Regions from separate parts of the Homo sapiens genome. Here region 2 is linked to region 1. A link is a contact called in ENCODE Hi-C or POLR2A ChIA-PET data. All regions are on one chromosome and are shown on one strand. Each heading gives the region's core, a stretch centred on a gene start or an enhancer-like site at or near the end of the contact. The rest is flanking DNA. Distances are from core to core; before and after follow the strand shown.

Region 1 (4,085 bases), core at 1,068-3,567:
AGGGATAAAAGACTACAAATAGGGTGCAGTGTACACTGCTCAGGTGTACCAAAATCTCAGAATCACCACTGAAGAACTTTTCCATGCAACCAAACACCACCTGTTCCCCAAAAAAAACTATTGAAATTAATTAAATAAATAAATAAATAAATACCTATAGAAGCCCTAAAAACTAAAAGGTTACAAGACTACTACTTCCCATATATACAATGTTAACACATAAAATCGGTATAAAGAAATTAATAAAGGTAATTTTTCTCAGAATGACCATTTTGATAAGTTTTTTCATATATCAAATTATTTCCAAAATATTTTTGGTACCACTGCTTGAGTACAGGCTTAATCTGCCTACTTGATAACCCAATATTATATATACAGGTAGGCAGATGAATGAAAAGAATGAAAAAAGAGGTAGATGAGAGATAGACATATAGATGAATAGGGGCTATATTTTAACTGCTCACATAATATTTCAAAGTCTATTTAAATGAAGATACGAGATTAATTAGAATGTTATCTATATTCCTCAAAAATGACTCTTCTTCTTGCAAAGGTAGATTATGGTATTCTAAAACTTAAAAGGACTACAGAAATCATCATGCCAACCACTTTCCAGATGAGGAAACTTAGGCTAAAAAGATAAAAGCCAGGATCACACAGTTGGTGAGTGCCAGAATGAAACCAGATCCTAAATGTCCTGCTATCTAGCAAAGCAGTTCTCTACAATACAATCCCACCTTCCTTGATAATACTAAGTTGCTTAGCAAACAAGATCTTCATAAATGTTGCAAGGATAAATTTCCTTTCAGTCTGCCCGAAGCAAATAACCACAATTTGCTTAGTATTAGTAAAACTCAGATCATCTAGGCATTGTCACCCCTTCAAGTTGCCCTCAGAGTGGGACAGTCAACTTGGAACAAAGTTTGACTTAACACAAGTTTCCCAGGTCTGAGAAATATGGCAAGAGGTGGGATTTATTGTTGTTGTTGCTTATCAAAACAGTGAGAAATGGCATGTTAATCAGCGAAGGACAAATTGTGGCTGTCATTTCCTTTTTCTCTAAAAGGTAAATATGTATAGACTGCAAATCATGTCCAGGAGAACTTATTTCTCACATCCCCATCCATCAGTTTGCTCTCAACTGCTCTCAACAAAGTGAGGAACCAGCTTTAAAATAGCTCTGAAATGGAAGGCTACTCTAGGTATGAAATATCCCATGGACCAAACCCAATAATCTCACTTCTCTTGAGTGCTCTCTTATTCTGACATCCAGCATGGTCACAAATAGCTTTTAAAACTGGACCAGGTACAGAAACCAGTCAAAGAAAATAAGAGGATAAAATTTGGAGAAGCCCGTCATGGATTTTAGCTTCCAAGCATATCACCAAAACTGTAATGTTCAACAACTTAAGCAGACATTCTCAGTGACTTCAGTTGACTTCAATGAATTCTGTTTCAGTCCATTTACCACAAAACAGTATGCCAAGGAAGGGACCCCACAGAGAGGAACTTCTCCTATCTAGTCATACCCTACCAACTCAGGTCTGAGGTCCTGATACTAAAAAGCTAAGTAACAAAGAAAATAATTTTTGTGCCTCTGAAGCCATTTTTCGAGGTGAGATGTTTCGCTCCTAGCCAAGCAAAGCTGCAGAATCTGTAGAATGTTGTCTTGCTCCCTCCTTGTCACCAGCCTGCCCTTTAACCCACCACTGAATGCCCTTTTTCTGCTCCAAGACAGCTATTGAATCACCACATTATACTCCCTGACCCTGCGGGGCCATGGTACAATATCAGAATGTCAAACTGGGTCTGAAAAGGGCTTTGTGTGGGATGAGACAAGACTCTAAGGATAGTAGAGCTGCTGAATCACTCAGGATCTGACCACAAATAGTGCTACGCTAAGCTTGCTGGGTAAAACTGCTGCCAGAAGCCCCTGTTAAATTTCTGGGCTAATTATGGAGGGTGGGAGGGTGACCTTGGAGGCAAGTTGTACTTAACACAGAGACCAGGAAGCCTAAGGGAAGAAACCCAAGTTGTACATCCTCATAAATACAATTTAAAATTCTCTAATTTAATAAAAGCATGCGATCCTACGACAAGGTAGTTTTCCTTAGGAGCAGGTGCACTGCAATTTTTTTTTTAATTTTCATATTAAATCTTCAGAGAGTTACACGGTAGATGGCAGCCTGGAAATACGCTGATGTATCCTGGCAGAATTTCAGACATAATGATTTTTTTTTCCTCTGTAAATCTTCCATCAGTGGGAAGGAAAGCCCTGCCAAAACTGAGAAACCCAAGCTGGAGGCAGCGAGGCTCCCACTCAGAGCACGGCGACATGCCAAGGCTTTCAAGGCCAAATCGGAAACAACCACGTTGAGTTCATTAAAACGACTGAATGATCAAAGTCATGCAAGCCTTCACAAAGGCAAAAATTAATCTGTTTAATACTTGGCTAAATTCTCAAGTGCTAAAGTAAATTTGAAACGAAATTCATCAAACTCCCCCTCTTCCTGTGGAAAAATCCTTTGAGTTCCTCAGAGTGCCCAGCAGATGGCAGAAGCGGTCTTTGTTTCAATCCATGGGCCTCAGCTACCGCGCCATGCCCAAAATTAACGGGAATAGGTACACCTGGGTATAGTTGTATATCTGAATGTGAAAATACACTTTCAGGATATCAGGAATTATATTCCAGTATGGCTAGGGTTATTCTCAGTTATCAATCTCGAGGGAGGAAACGTCCCCAGGAAGTGGTACCAAAAGATGACTCTTGCACATCAATGAAAAGGCCTGTGGAAGGACGACAGTCCAACTACTGGAACCCTGTTTTTATATCTCTCAGGAGCCTCCCACCATGCCCACCCCTCATCTCCCTCCCATTTCCTACTCCTTAAAGACTTGCATACACATTCCTGAGTCTTCAGCAACCTGTGTCCTCGCCACCCAGGTGAAGAAGCTGGGTATGTGCAGGATATTCCCTACTGCAACAATGCCTCCTCAGCCTGCCTCCTCTGCCCAGGTCAGCCTCCACAACCAGAGGTTCTGGGAATTAGGTTCCACTGTCCTGAGCATTATGAATATTGATTCCTGTTGGACAAACTGCAGCTAGTCTAGGATCTCAGATTCCTCCATTTCCCGGGAGGGCAACATATAAAATATTAATACATTTCATCATGAGAAACAAAACTCATTAAAACTACATACATATTCATGAAAATTCTTTCACTGTTTATTTCATGAAATGAAAACATTTTTTCCAACCAGATCAAGGGAGGGAAGAAAATGTTTTCTATAGGTCCAATTTTATACACTCTGGTATGAAATGAATCAATAGTAGCTAGGAGGAGAAAAATCAAAGATTTCCTTTTCAACAGCAATAAATCCAGTCAAATCCTATTTGGTATGGCACTTGCCATAGCTTGTAAAATCTGAAGTTGCTAAATTATGTATTTCAATAGTAATTCCTTACAAATTAATAGGAAGTGCTAAATTAGGACAAGTGGCCTCCAATTGGATCCAGATGCTCAATCCTAGACTAGGTAGAAAGTGTGAAAAATTAGGAACTGTACTGATTCTTTCTCTGAGTTTGTTGAAGGAGCCAAGTTCTTCCAGCATGGAATGTAAACACTTGGGAAGGTAGCCTAAGAGAAGCATGTGTTACGTGGCAGCCTGAGTCCCAGCTGTGTTTACACTGAGATTCCAAAATATCTGAGCCTGGAAGGACAGCTGTGGTGTAAGGAGGAACAGAGGAGCCTCCTGGGACAGAATGACCCCAAAGGGAAAGAGAGAAGCTGGTTCAAAACCAATGGGCCAGGGTTCAAGGGGTGGTGTGGTCATTAACAAAGCAGGGTGACCATCGCTCAGCTTATCCAGGAGACTCACATCCAAGTCCCAAGGGTGATGATGGAGAAAATGCTGAAACCTGTTGACATTATTGGCCCCCCTCATGCTGCTGGCTGTGTTGATGGTGGTGGAAACAATAAAAACAGCACTGGCCTTGGGCAGCCGTAGGGCTGACATCACCATCCTCAATCTTGGAGACTGGCAGCATCCACAGAGAGAGGGTGCCTTTGGGAGGCATCTGTGAC
Region 2 (4,085 bases), core at 919-3,418, 390 kb after region 1:
ATGGGGTTTCACCACATTGTCCAGGCTGGTCTTGAATTCCTGGGCTCAAGTGATCTGCCCGCCTCAGCCTCCCAAAGTTTTGGGATTATAGGCGTGAGCCACTGTGCCCAGCATTCACATGTTTTTCCTTCCCCTGGAAGTTGTTTTCCTTGAGACAGAGTCTCGCTCCCTTGCCCAGGCTGGAATGTAGTTTCACATCACAGCTCGCTGCAACCTTGACCTTATGGGCTCAAGTGATCCTCCTACCTCAGCATCCTGAGTAGCTGGGACTACAGGCACATGCCACCATGCCTGGCTAATTAAAAAAAAAAAAATTATAGAGATGGGACTTCACCATGTTGCCTTGCCTGGTCTCGAACTCATGGGCTCAAGCGATCCTCCAGCCTCAGCCTACCAAAGTTCTGGGATTACAGGCATGAGCCACCACGCTGGGCCTGTTCTTTTTGTGTGTGTTTTGTTTTGTTTTGTTTTTTGAAACATCACTTTCCCTTTTTTTGGCACTTAGTAAGTTTAACATACAGTTGATCCCAGCAGTCTTTACTTTGATTGCAGCTTTAAAAACCAACTTCCTATCCTAGTCATAAGTAAATAAATAACTAGTTGAAGTTGGATTTTACTGCTACAAGTTTATTGTTACGACCTGCCTTATCTGGGGGTAGCTAAATCTTGTGTAAATTACATTCTTTTCTTTATTTGGTTTCATTTAGTTGCATAAGGCTGTTAAATAGTTGAACAGATATTAATGTTTCCTGTTATACTTGTACCAAAACGTGCTCAGAGAAAAATGTTGGGCAGTGTGACTTTAGATCCATTTTCGGGGATCTATTTGGGAGAGCACATGTGGCCAGAATGTAGTTTTTTATTTTTTTATTTTTAGAGCTTTCTCTTAAGTTATAGTGTTTCTCATGGGTGTTTTCCCTGTTCCTCCTCTTCACCTAGGATATTGGTCTCTGTTCACTTTGGTTCCCCATCTTTTCACCACCCATTATTCACCTTCACACATTTCTGCAACTTCATAAACCACAGTCTGTTCAGTTTCTCATCAGAATGTTATTGTCCATTCCTATAGGACGAGTTCCAAGCCCACCAACTCCTTGTCTTTATTAATCCTTCCTATTCTAGCCCTCAGGATTCTGTTTTCTGAGAATAAGAGGGTACTTTCTCTGTCATCCATGTGTCCCATTTTGTAGTTGACTCAAACATTCTTAGTTGCCCTATATATTCTGCCTCAGCTGCCTTGTGTACTGGCTTTTCAGGACAGAGCGTGTTTTCTCAGCTGTTAATGTTTCTTTTGTACCTGTCACATAACAGTAACTTAGTAGTTAATTATTGCTGTTAAATACCCAATTATCTAGTTTTCTGCTTTTAATTTCTCAAAATCACCTTGGTGATTTTTAAGTGATTTGTTTATTGTTTGTTTTTTATAGATGTAAAAAAAGATTGGTCTGACCATGCTCTCTGGTGGGAAAAGAAGAGAACTTGGCTTCTGAAGACACATTGGACCTTAGATAAGTATGGTATTCAGGCAGATGCTAAGCTTCAGTTCACCCCTCAGCACAAACTGCTCCGCCTGCAGCTTCCCAACATGAAGTATGTGAAGGTGAAAGTGAATTTCTCTGATAGAGTCTTCAAAGCTGTTTCTGACATCTGTAAGACTTTTAGTAAGTATTACATAAATTCTTCTTAAAATACGAGTTATGTGATGTACAGATGACCGATGACTGACATAGCTTATCCCAAGGGATGGGGCATGGGCTGAACTATCTGTATATATGTATGTGTGTGAAATTTCTACTTCATTAAAGTTTTTATATTAAGATAAATGCTGGGTTAAGGTGGAACAGGAAGAACCTAGTAGAGATTCTTTCCTTACTAGAATTGTATCTGATATTTAATACTTTATTTTTATGGAGAGGTTAAAGGAACAGGCACTATTTTCAGGGGAACATACATGGCTTTGCAATGTTTCCTTCACATAAGTCACTATTTGATTTTAGTGATTCAGGCAGATTGTGTCACTTCCTCCATTGAAGGCCTGACACAGCTCCTAAGGAAATGACTATGAGTGTTGTCTTCCTTCACCAGTCTACAATTTGAACATCTCTGTAGTATTTCTATTTATGCATTCTGAAATGAGATGTGGGTTACTTTGGCTGACCCAGTTATGTCATATGACAGGAAGTATTCAACCATCTGAGAAAATGTGAACTGCTGTCACTACCACTAGTGCAGAACTCTGCTGTATTTTTTCCTATTTGAGAAATTCTTGGTTAAAGATACATTTAGTGACTTCTCATATTTTAATTCCAAATAAAGTACTGCAGTTTTTTATTCATGTTAAATTTTTAAATTATACTAGTAATTTATAAATACACTCTGTTGTAAAAGAATCAATGAATATAGACATACATAGTAAGCTCCCCCTTCCCCTAAGTAATCATTCTTGACAGTTTGGTGATTTTCTATGCATTTATTTGTCCATACATATCGGATTTTTTTTAATAAATAGGAGCATTTTATATGTATTTTTTAAACTTAGTAATGTCTTAGAGATCTTTCTATGTGTTATACATTCTTTTAAGCTGTAATTCAGAGTATAGACGTACTATTAATTTACATCCAATTACTTCTTGGCCTTTTTGGCTAAGATCAAGTATAATTTATAACCACATTTCCCTGTTAATGATCAGTTAGGTTGCTTCACTCTTAGAGCAAATGCTGCAACATTTTCAAATGTTTTAAATATTGCTGAAAACATTTGAAAATATTTTAGTTGGGCTAGCGCCAGAGTACCCAATCTTCCTTGCTGGTGTCAGCACCCACACTCACTGCTAGAGCCTGTGGGCAAATGCTGCTCCTGTACAATGCCTCAAGCACTGACCTGTGGACAGTATGGAGGTGCTGAGACTACCTACCTCTTAACCCAGAGCCCTGCCTGCTGCTTATGCCTGTAGGCTTGGAGCTTGGAGGAGTCTGAATCCTCACCCATTTCTTGTGTTTAGTTTGGGCTGTGGCTTCCCTTAAACCAATACCAACTTTTTTCTGTCTTCAAGAATCACTCATTATTTACCCTCTTACTGTAGTTTCCTGTCTCCTAGCACTGTTATGGATGTTCATCTTCCCTCCCCGCCTACAATTTTTAAATATCTTTTGCTGTCATTTCAGGGGATTCGGGATGTAGGAGGGGAGATACAGGTAGATTCACATTGCCTTTTTGATCTAATGCCCTTGAAATTTTTTTTAAAGTGAAACAGGGTTTTTATTATTATTATTAAAATAGAGAAAAATACAAAGAATACCAAATTCCCATTATCTGGAATTAATAATTGTTGATATTTTGTCATTTTGTCAAATGACAAATATGACTTGAAGTCAAAGTAATACTGGTAAAATTCTTGAGTCTCATTATCCTAACTTCCCTTTACAAAGCAACTACTATCATAAGTTCAGTGTGTATCCAGTACTGTAAAATACACAGACACACACATACACACACACACACACACACACACGTATCTCTGTGTGTATATATCCATAAACTGTATATGTTATTGCCATTACCACGTAGGTATTTTCTTACTAAGTTTTGTACGTGTGTGCAAGAATTTCTCTCGAGTATCCACCTAGAAGTAGAAGTAAAATTGCTGTTTTAAATATATACATAATTCATTTCAGAGTACTGTCAAATTGTCTCCCAGTTGGTTATACCAGTTTATATTCCAACTAGCAATGTATGAAAACCCGTTGCCACAAATCCTCACTAACACTTGATTATGGTCTGTTTTGTTGTTTTTGTTTCCAAGAGAAAAAGACAGTATTTTGTTTTAGTTTACAAAGCTAAATATGTTTTTAAATCATTATTGGACATCTAAGTTCCTTTTTTTAATTGTTTATATCATTTGTCCATTTTTGAGAAATTAATAAACTGTAGTTTTTACAGGAGTTGTAGGTTCACAGCAAAGTTGAGCAAAAGTACAGAGAATTCCCACATACCCTCTGTCCTCACACATGCACAACCTTCCCTACTCTCAAAGTCTGTACCAGAATGGTACATTTATTGTAACTGGTGAACCTACCTTGACATA

Evidence for each region. Hi-C counts contacts between places; a loop is a spot of excess contacts on that map. ChIA-PET counts read pairs that join two places held with the same protein, here RNA polymerase II (POLR2A). Pooled maps may share reads with other maps.
Region 2: a loop to region 1 is called in a pooled map, with 5 times the contacts of the local background. The contact joins two enhancer-like sites. A Hi-C loop is called at or near these places in 5 of 37 single-sample maps with no recorded cell type and 12 of 50 pooled maps. POLR2A ChIA-PET finds 5 or more read pairs at or near these places in 1 of 52 experiments (OCI-LY7).

Annotation. Positions count from the first base shown.
Region 1 is chr14:53,304,848-53,308,932 of GRCh38, reverse strand. No RefSeq gene overlaps it. Among named protein-coding and RNA genes, the nearest start is that of DDHD1-DT, 150 kb to the right of the region's middle. RefSeq lists an enhancer at 2,388-2,682. Within about 2 kb of position 2,317, at least 14 of the 41 ENCODE cell types and tissues checked have a DNase peak (open chromatin) inside an H3K27ac peak, as active enhancers do.
Region 2 is chr14:52,916,699-52,920,783 of GRCh38, reverse strand. FERMT2 (FERM domain containing kindlin 2) reads left to right here. Exons shown (of 15, transcript NM_006832.3): 3 at 1,428-1,661. All of the region lies in intron 2 of LOC105370500 (a long non-coding RNA gene), which reads right to left. Among named protein-coding and RNA genes, the nearest start is that of FERMT2, 32 kb to the left of the region's middle. RefSeq lists an enhancer at 2,056-2,165. Within about 2 kb of position 2,168, at least 8 of the 41 ENCODE cell types and tissues checked have a DNase peak (open chromatin) inside an H3K27ac peak, as active enhancers do.